3 separate regions of the Homo sapiens genome follow, and all the other regions are linked to region 2. The links are chromatin contacts, found by Hi-C or POLR2A ChIA-PET in ENCODE. All regions are on one chromosome and are shown on one strand. The core of a region is the stretch at or near the end of the contact, and the rest is flanking DNA. Distances in the headings are between cores, read along the strand shown.

Region 1 (3,152 bases), core at 220-2,719, 190 kb after region 2:
GATCAGTAAGAGTGAGCCCCCAGCGCCCCCGCCCCTGCCTCCTATACCTTACTGTCCAGCTTCTTCATAGTCACTAGGTCCAGAGACTTCAGGGAATGACCCGTGGGGGCAATGAAATACAAGCAGACATGGATTCGGGAGTCATGGTAGGTGTGTAGCACTCTTCGGATCTTTAGCTCTTCCTGCAGGTAGGCCTCGAATTGTGCATCGATGAATTCCACGATAGGCTTGTAGCTAAAAGGGAGAGCAGGGACAGAGGCGGATCCCGTCAAAAACTTGGATTTTGACACCGTCCTTTTTGGAAGTTTCAAATGCCCTCTGTAATCTTGACTCTCTCCCATCCAACTGCATTTCTCCATCTCCCTTCAGTGGGCCTCCAATCTTGTCAGCCTGGCCACCTTCTTGGTCCCTACATGAGCCAAACTTATGCCCATCTGTGCACCTTCACTAGAATGCCCCTTTCTCTCTCCTCATCCCAATTCTGCCCTCCCAGACCTCAGGGCTCAGCTTAATGTCCTCCTCCTTCCTACGGCCTTCCCCACTTATGCCAGAAATCCCTTCTGCGAGTCAGGGGCATAACAAGAAATGGCATTCAATTACTTATTGTTGCTTCACAAGGATTCTCTCAAATAGATTGTGCCTTCCTAAAGAGCAGGGCCTGTGAAGGGCACTTGTCTGTCCCTCGGGGGGCCCCAACACAGCATGGAGCCCACTGGCTGTATCTGTAGAGGGACTGATTTTCCTCCAAGCTGGGCTCATGTCTTTGCTCCCTTTATCTCGCCCTACAGTGCCTAGATGAGAGCTGGGTACACAGTGGGTAACAAGACCTCTCTTTGGCCCACTGCTGGGCAATCTTGTGAGAACATTCAGGGCTTTTGCTCATTCTCGCTAGGTTTAGCGGAGCTCCACACTTGGCTCCCCCAAGGTCAAGATATTTTTCTGATTCTCATTTCTGCCAAGGTGGTGACTTTAAGTATTCAGGCCAGGCACAGTGGATCATGGCTCGTAATCCCAGCACTTTGGGAGGCTGAGACGGGCGGATCTTCTGAGCTCAGGATTCGAGACCAGCCTGGGCAACACGGCAAAACTTCGTCTCTACTAAAAATACAAAAATTAGCCAGCTGTGGTAGCTCATGCCTGTAATCCCAGCTACTCAGGAGGCTGAGGCAGGAGAATCGCTTGAACCCGGAAGGCAGAGGTTGCAGTGAGTGGAGATCATGCCACTGCACTCCAGCCTGGGCAACAGAGTGAGACCCCATCTCCAAAAACAAACAAACAAACAAACAAAGTATTCAGGCAAAATCTGGTAAAGCTACTCCCCTCCGCACACCCTGCACACATGGACACAGGCCCGCCAGCTCACTGAGTCTCCACACGCGGCTCCTCTAGGTGGCCCCCAAGTCTTGCCAAGGCTTCTTAAACAACAGTCAGCCCTCTATGTCTCTCTTTCCTGGGCCTCCCTGGGAAACTTCCCTCTCCCTCTGTCCCAGTCCCCTCCCACGTCATCCCCGTCACCCCTACGGCCTCTTTCTGCTCTAACTAGGTCAGCTTAGCTCAGCTCTGCCTCTTGTTCTCATCTCCCCTGTCTGTCTGCTGCCTCTCTGGCTGAGGGGGTGCCTCCCTTCAGGCTAGAAGAGGCTTGTCATGTGGGCCCAGGGCAGGGAGTTTTCAGATACCGCTGCCAGAAGGGAACATGATGATCAAAGGAGGAGCTGAGCCCAGCCAATGCCTCCCACCTGCAGCAGCTCCCAGGCTGAGCCTTTCTGAAAGATCCCCCTAGTAGAGAAGGGGAAAATAGCCTTTTAAGAAAGAATCACAGGATCCTAGATTCTGAGAGCTGCAGCCAGAGCTGAGATCCAGGTGCAGGCTATCTCTGGAGCCCCAGAGAAAAATCTTTTTTTTTAAGATGGAGTTTCGCTCTGTTGCCCGGGCAGGAGTGCAGTGGTGCGATCTCCACTCACTGCAACCTCTGCCTCCCAAGCCCCAGAGAAAACTCTAAAAACATAGTCCTTTCTTTATTCCTTTGATCCCTCCGAGCCACTGTTCCGAAGGGTAATCGCATCAAAGAATCTCTTGGTTGCAAAGATCCTTAGAAGGTTCCTGACGAATTTGGAGTGAGGGTGGGGAATGTATCCCCTAGGCTTATTTAATTAATTTTTGGATGTTTTGCTGATTTGAAATAGTTGATGATGGCACTGCTTCATTTTTTTTCTCAATTACGTAATTTTTTTTTACTTCATTTTTTGCTTTGCAGAAGGAATCAGAGGAAAGAAAATAAAGCTAAAAAGTGCATTTTTTAGCTCCCCCACACACCCCGAAATCTGTAGTGATACCCTGTGCCTGTCTTACTGCAATTGCCTCTGGCTCTCGGAAGCTCTCAAGATGTACATGGATCAGACCAGCCAAACCAGCCAATCAGCCACCAGGATTTGGTGTAGACGAATCCTAAATGGGTGGCTTATCTTCGTCTTATTCATCTCTGTATCCTCCACGTCTAGCCTGCTGTCTGGAACATAGTAAAGTTTCCGCTACTGCTCTGCATTCCCTCCACCCCCAGGCCCCAGTGACTCATCTTCCCACGGTGGCCACCTCTCTCCCACACTCTGTTGTGCTGCTCACTGGACTCCAGTGGGTGGTAAACAAAATCCTTTACTCTTATAGGCTACCTCCTCCCAAACTGCTTCCTTCCTCTAAGTGACACCTGACTATCCTTCAGAGATGCTGCTTTTCTCATATCCTTCTCAACTGGAAATTTCTTCATCTCCACACCCAAGTCCCATGGAAGGGCAGAGAGGGCAGCTTTCTTCTAGCTCTTGATTCCCTCGCTCACTGTGATCTCCTCATCTCCTCCATTTTCGACCAAAACCAGCTCCAACAGACTCCATCCCTCCCCATCACTACTGATAATCTTTGACATTTCAAGACAGCCGTTCTTAACACAGGGTTCATGGACCTCCTAGGTTCTGTGAATAGAATTCAGAGGATCTGTGAACTTAGATAGGAAAAAAATACATCTTTTTCACTAATCTCTAACTGAAGTTTAGCAGTTTCTTCAGCTGCAGACATAGGTAACAATCTATAGTAATGTTAGCAGTACCTGTGATTTCATAACCAATAGAAATCACTGATATCATCATTTCCCATTCCAGTTG
Region 2 (3,435 bases), core at 936-3,435:
TTTCGAGAATATCTGACTCCTTAAAATACACGCGGTGATAGGTGACTACGGGAGCTCCAGCTCACCGTGGATTTAGCAAAATACCAAGTGATGACAAGAAGTTGCTTTTAAATGACCCATCTTGTATTTCATCGTCAATAAAACCACACTTAGTTACCCAAAGACTGAGAAGGGAAAAATTCTATGTAATTATTTGATCATCTTTTTTTGTGGAGAGAAAAAAAACTGACAAAACAATGAGCTCTGGAATAGAATACAGTAGAGGCATCATGCTCAAAGAGAGTAGCAGATGTGGCCAGGGAAAGGTCACATGTAGAAAAGGGATACACAAGTGATGGCGAGGTGTATCGAGGAATAATTAACAGTTGAATAAAAATGCATTAATCAGAATGTCAAGAGTTCAAACTAGAAAGATTTTGAATTTTAAATGCATTATAAATAAAATCCACCTCTCTCCAAATAAAGCCCTCTGTAGAATTTTGCTTTAGCTCTTGTTTCTCTCACCAGAATAGAGAAGCGAGTATCACCTTTGGAGGATATACTCTACCATTCTCTGAAACTGTTTTTTTGCATTCAGCTACCTCGCTATTATAATCAGCTGAGAAACACCATAGCCTTTCACTAACACAGGTCAAAGATTTCTCCCAGGATCAACAAAGCTAGATTCAAAATTGCTCCTTTGAACACATGCAATTTGTGTGCATCAGTTTCGATCGCTGGGGTTCTTGAGGAGACTAACAAATTGCAAAGTGTACTTTCAGAGGAAGGGCCTAACCATCCTGGGGGGTCCTAGAATTGGGTCCTTTCACAGGCAGATCTGGAGAAGATAGGAGAGGGCAGGAAAGGAAAGTGAAGGATATGAACACTATGTGTTCAGTGTGCAAAGGCCTGCTGGCATTTTGCCTATGGGAATTCTGAAGTCTGGGCACATAAGGTTCAGCTGCAGTTGCAGTTTTCAACAGTCGTCCTTATTTTTATAAACATTGTTATGATTATTCAGACACGGAACTTGTGATTACACTATTTGCTCCTGTTCTGAACTTGAGGGAGTCCACTTAAGCTAACAAGTAGGTTTTTGAGGACATGTGTGGCAAATGCTTACCCAGTGAAGGGATTAAGGGGCTCAGTAAGCACTTGTCCATTGGCACAATGGCTGCCAATCTAATTCTATTGATTCCTCTAAATGTTTCTGGAGTTCAGAAATCTATTCAATCCAAGGGCACTTTACCTGGGGTCCTGGGAGCCAAATGTTAACGTAGTTCTTAACCTTCCTAAGCCTCTTAACCTTCTGGGTACAACCTCTATATTTGTCTTCTGGCTAAAATCATTTCCCCACCCCCAGCCCAGTCCTTTGGACTCTCCCAGGCCAATTCCTGGCAAGATCTTTGTCGAACTGTATTTGCAAACCAGGGTCTGGGGCACGGTGGCAGTTCCTTCGTCTGCTGTTCCCTTAATTTCGTCTGGTTTCACTGGCTCCAGGACAGCACACGGTCTAGAGTGGGAAGAGTGAGGCATTCACCTTGGTGAAAAACAACTCAGTAATTAAGACAAATGATTTTTCATGTACTATTTTAAAAAAATCAGAAGCAATGCAAAAATCCATGATGAACAAATGATCAACATTTGAAATACAGACAGGATCCCAACCTGCACTTGCATGACCTTGTCTCGCTTGCCTCACCCTAAACCCAGCCTTGACACTCCAATTAAACTTTATTTACAAAACAAGGGGGCCGGCCAGTAGGATGTAGTTTGCCCATACGACTTTTTTAAAGTATCGCATTGACTACTGTTTATCTCGATGACTGAAGGGTTCTTTTGGCATCCCTGTAGCAAATGCGTCTCACCCTAGTCCTGGTCCTGCTCCAAGGGTTTTTGTCCAGGCACATCGTGACCTCACCCTTCCTCCCCTCTCCGAGGCCTCTCTCAGGGTCCAGCGTTCAAGTCCCGGGTGTTCTCTGGACCCGCCCCTTCCTCTCGCCGGGTCAGGTGCCGAGGGCGAGCACGGGCGGCGCGGAGAGCAGTCCCGGCCCGCCCTCCACGACTCCTCCTCCTGCGAGCTGGGCCACTCAGCGGCTCTGCCGCCCAGCGCGCCGGGGCCCAGACCCCGCCCCGGCCCCGCCTCCGACGCCTGCCGCTCCAGCTCCGGCTCCCCCTATATAAATCGGCCATTTGCTTCGCTCCGCCCCGCAGCGCCGGAGTCAAAGCCGGTTCCCGGCCCAGTCCCGTCCTGCAGCAGTCTGCCTCCTCTTTCAACATGACAGATGCCGCTGTGTCCTTCGCCAAGGACTTCCTGGCAGGTGGAGTGGCCGCAGCCATCTCCAAGACGGCGGTAGCGCCCATCGAGCGGGTCAAGCTGCTGCTGCAGGTACGTCCTGGGATCCAGGAGCCCAACCAGGAAGTGGGGGGAAGGGTCGCACAGAAGGCGGGCGCCCGAGGGGTGGCGGGGAGCGAACTCTAAAGACATGGCCAGGGAAGCGGCTTAGGAGAGGCCAGAGCGGGGCGCAGAGGCAGAACAGAAGTCAAACTGGTGGGAGGCGCCTTTAGTGACCTGAAGTAGTGAGTCTAGGAAGGGGCCGGGGGCAGAGGGCAGGACCAGGCTCTCGGCATCTCCGAGGCGGCGGACTCGGATGGAGCAGTTTCTGAGTGACGGCCTCCCCGGGCCTGGGCGTCAAGGGCGAAGGCCGAAAGCCGGCGTTAGAAAGAGGAACGCCAGTTCTTACCGAAGACCTCAAGGTCGCGGCAAGGAGATAACTGCCCGGGGGAGGCCATGCGCCCGGGTCCAGCGGCCTCCCAGCCCGCGGACGCGCTCAAACCTCGCCGGGCCGGAAGCCGGCGCCGGGAAGCGCGTGTGCCTTTTACGTCCGCCCCCGCGCAGCCGCGGCCGCTGCCGCCGCGTCTCCGCCTGCCTCCCTGCGCCGCGCGCTCTCCAGTGCCGGCTCTAGAGGGCGCTCCTGGGCTAGCGTGTAGGGCTGGCGGCGGCGGCGCTCGGGTCACCTCTGGGAGCGGAGTGGGGGCGGAGCGAGACGGAAGCAGCTCAGGAGACTTGAGGCGTAGGCTGCGGTCCCCAAGGTGACCGCGCCCTATGTGGGACTCGCCCTAATGCCTCTGAACCTGGGTTTGAGGTAATGACCTTTCTCCTAGGTCTGAAGGTCACGGGTCCGCTGGAGGATGCCCCCTCTCCACTCAGAGGGGTGGAGGCTTAATGCTACTGGTGCAGATCACCTCTTCCCCTGTGACAGCCTCAGAGGGTTGGGAGGGTCCAGCCAGTATGATATACGAAGACTAGATTTGAGAGAGGGGAGCCTACCTTAAAGGGCATTGATCGAGATGGCATAAGCTCTTCTCTTTCCCTTCCCCATGGTTATAACTGTCCCTGTTGGCTTCCTTCCTGTCTGTTAGGTGCAGCATGCCAGCAAGCAGATCACTGCAGAT
Region 3 (3,269 bases), core at 470-2,969, 210 kb after region 2:
GTAGCTGCTGTTGTTATTCACTGTGGGGTTATCCTTACACCCCCAGCCTGAAGGGTACTGCATGGAACACTGTGGCTCCCTATGGCTACAAGAAGCTGCCTCCGTGCTTCCTCTGGGTCCCTTGACTCCCTAAGGGTCAGCCAAGCCACTCCCAGCCCTGGAAAGCAGAGGGCCTTTGCTTCGCCTGCAAGGCCCAAAGCTGCTTATAGTTAATGATTTTACAAAACAGGAGGAGACTCAAACTGGAACAGGATTCCAAGGAGCCAGGGGGAAGCATAAAAGGGGCCTGCGTGGAGCGTGGACTCAAGAAATGTGCCAAATACCAACCAACGGCCACAGGGGAGGGGAGGGGACAGGGGAGAAGGGAGCTTGAGACAGCTGAGCTAGACAAGAAGGGAGTACTATGTAAGGAGTCAGTTTCTGTTGGGTGGGGCTGCACCAAGCTTTCCATAACTAGAAAGATGCCAAGAGCAGTCCAAGAAGGGCACGGTTAGTGCCAGGAGGCCCAGCCCAGCATCACAGGCTGCACTAAGCAGGCAGCTCTTCTGTTGGGCTGGACCACCTTTTAGACTAGGTCCATAATAAGGGCACATTTTCACACTGAAAGGGGTGGGGTGTGAGGGTGGTGGAGCCTCTCAGCAGCCAACTTTGTCAGAACCGGCTCCCAGATAGCCCCTTCACACAGCTTTAGATCTCACTCCCATCGGTGTCACTAGATCCTGTGAGGGCAAGCGACAGGGCTAGTGCCGGTGAATGCCATGTGGCAAGTTCATTACCCTCACACATCTCACCCCACACCCTCCCAGTGGAGAACTCTTAACAGACAACCATATGCCATCATTCAGTGAGAGTTGGTGTATTCTCTGCCCCAGGGGGTCCCCTGAAGACACCTGAGGCTGGGTGCAGTGGCTCGCACCTGCAATCGCAGCACTTGGGGAGGCCGAAGTGGGCGGATCTCTTGAGCCCAGGAGTTTGAGACCAGACTGAGCAACAATGGCAAAACCCCATCTCAACAACAAGAAAAATACAAAAATGAGCCGGGCATGGTGTCGTGAGCCTGTGGTCTCAGCTACTCAGCAGGCTGAGGTGGGAGGATCACCTGAGCCCAGGAGGTCGAGGCTGCAGTGAGCCATGATCTCGCCATTGCACTCCAGCCTGGGTAACAGAGCAAGACACTGTCTCGGCCGGGCGCGGTGGCTCATGCCTGTAATCTCAGCACTTTGGGAGGCCGAGGTGGGCGGATCACGAGGTCAGGAGATGGAGACCATCCTGGCTAACACGGTGAAACCCCGTCTCTACTAAAAATACAAAAAATTAGCCGGGCGTGGTGGCGGGCGCCTGTAGTCCCAGCTACTCAGGAGGCTGAGGCAGGAGAATGGCGTGAACCTGGGAGGCTGAGCTTGCAGTGAGCCGAGATCGCGCCACTGCACCCAGCCTGGGCGACAGAGCGAGACTCCGTCTCAAAAAAAAAAAAATAAATAAAGACAGCTGAGCCTCATGAGTGGTTCACATCACTCAAGGCTTTGTTCTACGTTCACCCCTTTCTGCTTCTCCTTCTCATTTCCCCTTCTCTTTATTAAAGCAAACAAAGTAAGATGCAAGATTCCCACTGCTAGTTCTTGGTCCGCAACGCTGCAGGGGAGTCAGGGACATGAGAACTGATATGCTTTCTTTACGGAGCCTCCGATGTAGCAGGCATCGGAAATTGAGGTGGACTCAGAGTTGAGGTTTCCTGAGCCATTTGTTATCACCCCTGGCTGCCTCTTCCGGCCTCCAACAAATTCAGCACCATGAAGCTTCAAGTGCTCCAAAGTCAAAAGGAGAGGAAATGAATTTTCAAACTGAAGACAGTGCTGTAAAGAGCCCTAAACGGCAGAAGAAAAAATTTTCTTTTCTTTCCTTTTTTTTTGATAAGGAGTCTCTCCCTGTCTCCCAGGCTAGAGTGCAGTGGCGCGATCTCAGCTCACTGCAACTTCCGCCTCCCAGGTTCAAGCGATTCTCCTGCCTCAGCCTCCCGAGTAGCTGGGTGCCCACCACCGCACCCGGCTAATTTTTTGTATATTTTAGTAGAGATGGGGTTTTGCCATGTTGGCCAGGCTGGTCTTGAACTACTGACCTCAGGTGATCCACCCACCTTGGCCTCCCAAAGTGCTGGGATTACAGGCATGAGCCACCATGCCTGGCCCAAAAGAAATAATTTTTTAAGCCCTAAGAAGCAGAAGTATGGACTTCATTTCCTAAGCAATGGGATTTGGGGGATTTTGAGTGATTTGAGCAGGGAGGGCCATGATACAGGGAGTGTTTTTAAAAGATCACTCCAGCTGCAGGGTGTTTGCTTGATTGGATGGACAGAGAGACTAGGAGCAGGAAGACATAGGAGGAGATGACTCCAATAATGTTGAGCCAGCAGAGTGACATCCAGGCACTGTGACAATAAATGCTGGTTGGTGTGAACTGACCTGACTTGGGACTCAAAGAGAAGGAACAAATTTGAGAGATGTCTTAAGAAGGGATGAGCCTCTGCCGGGAGCAGTGGCTCACGCCTGTAATCCCAGCACTTTGGGAGGCTGAGGCAGGCGGATCACGAGGTCAGGAGTTCAAAACCAGCCTGGCCAACATGGTGAAACCCCATCTCTACTAAAAATACAAAAATTAGCCGGGCGTGGTGGCGGGAGCCTGTAATCCCAGCCACTCAGGAGGCTGAGAGGCAGGAGAATCACTTGAACCCAGGAGGCGGAGTTTGCAGTGAGCCGAGATTGCGCCACTGCACTCCAGCCAGCCTGGGGGACAGAGAGAGACTCCGTCTCAAAAATAAATACATTAATTAATTAAAAAAGAAGGGATGAGCCTCAAGGAGTGATTGGGCAGAGAGAACAATCGCAAGGGTCTAAGCCCGGGAGCTTGGATTGACAGCACCATGGAGACACATAGGAAAGCCAGGAAAAGATGCCTGTTTAATGGGGACGATGAGGAGACTGATTTTAAATTAGCTGTTACTAAAAAAATTACATTTATCAGATTTTTTATTTTGTGGAAGTAATCAATGTTCACTGTAGAAATTTTAGAACATACAGATAATAATAAAGAAGAAAATCAAAATCAACCATAATATCACTCTCCAGAGATAAACACTCTTAATTTTATTTATTTATTTATTTATTTATTTATTTATTTATTTATTTATTAGAGATGGAGTTTCTCTCTTGTTGTCCAGGCTGGAGTGCAGTGGCACAATCTCGGCCCATGGGTTCAAGCGATTCTCCTGCCTC

The links. Hi-C counts contacts between places; a loop is a spot of excess contacts on that map. ChIA-PET counts read pairs that join two places held with the same protein, here RNA polymerase II (POLR2A). Pooled maps may share reads with other maps.
Region 1: a loop to region 2 is called in a pooled map, with 2.6 times the contacts of the local background. The contact joins the enhancer-like site here to the promoter of SLC25A5 in region 2. A Hi-C loop is called at or near these places in 7 of 50 pooled maps. POLR2A ChIA-PET finds 5 or more read pairs at or near these places in 3 of 52 experiments (HEK293, T-cell and common myeloid progenitor, CD34-positive).
Region 3: a loop to region 2 is called in a pooled map, with 3 times the contacts of the local background. The contact joins the enhancer-like site here to the promoter of SLC25A5 in region 2. A Hi-C loop is called at or near these places in 7 of 50 pooled maps. POLR2A ChIA-PET finds 5 or more read pairs at or near these places in 2 of 52 experiments (HEK293 and activated T-cell).

The regions. Positions count from the first base shown.
Region 1 is chrX:119,652,807-119,655,958 of GRCh38, forward strand. It overlaps SEPTIN6 (septin 6), which reads right to left. Exons shown (of 11, transcript NM_145799.4): 4 at 48-234. Among named protein-coding and RNA genes, the nearest start is that of MIR766, 7.5 kb to the left of the region's middle. RefSeq lists an enhancer at 2,675-2,724. Within about 2 kb of position 1,470, at least 10 of the 41 ENCODE cell types and tissues checked have a DNase peak (open chromatin) inside an H3K27ac peak, as active enhancers do.
Region 2 is chrX:119,466,259-119,469,693 of GRCh38, forward strand. SLC25A5 (solute carrier family 25 member 5) reads left to right here and starts at 2,186. Exons shown (of 4, transcript NM_001152.5): 1 at 2,186-2,368; 2 at 3,403-3,435. The coding sequence starts at 2,258. SLC25A5-AS1 (SLC25A5 antisense RNA 1) reads right to left here and starts at 2,862. Exons shown (of 1, transcript NR_028443.1): 1 at 1-2,862. RefSeq lists silencers at 1,866-2,245, 2,736-2,975.
Region 3 is chrX:119,677,057-119,680,325 of GRCh38, forward strand. The region is part of intron 1 of SEPTIN6 (septin 6); the gene reads right to left. Among named protein-coding and RNA genes, the nearest start is that of SEPTIN6, 14 kb to the right of the region's middle. RefSeq lists an enhancer at 607-1,107 and a silencer at 1,046-1,165. Within about 2 kb of position 1,720, at least 6 of the 41 ENCODE cell types and tissues checked have a DNase peak (open chromatin) inside an H3K27ac peak, as active enhancers do.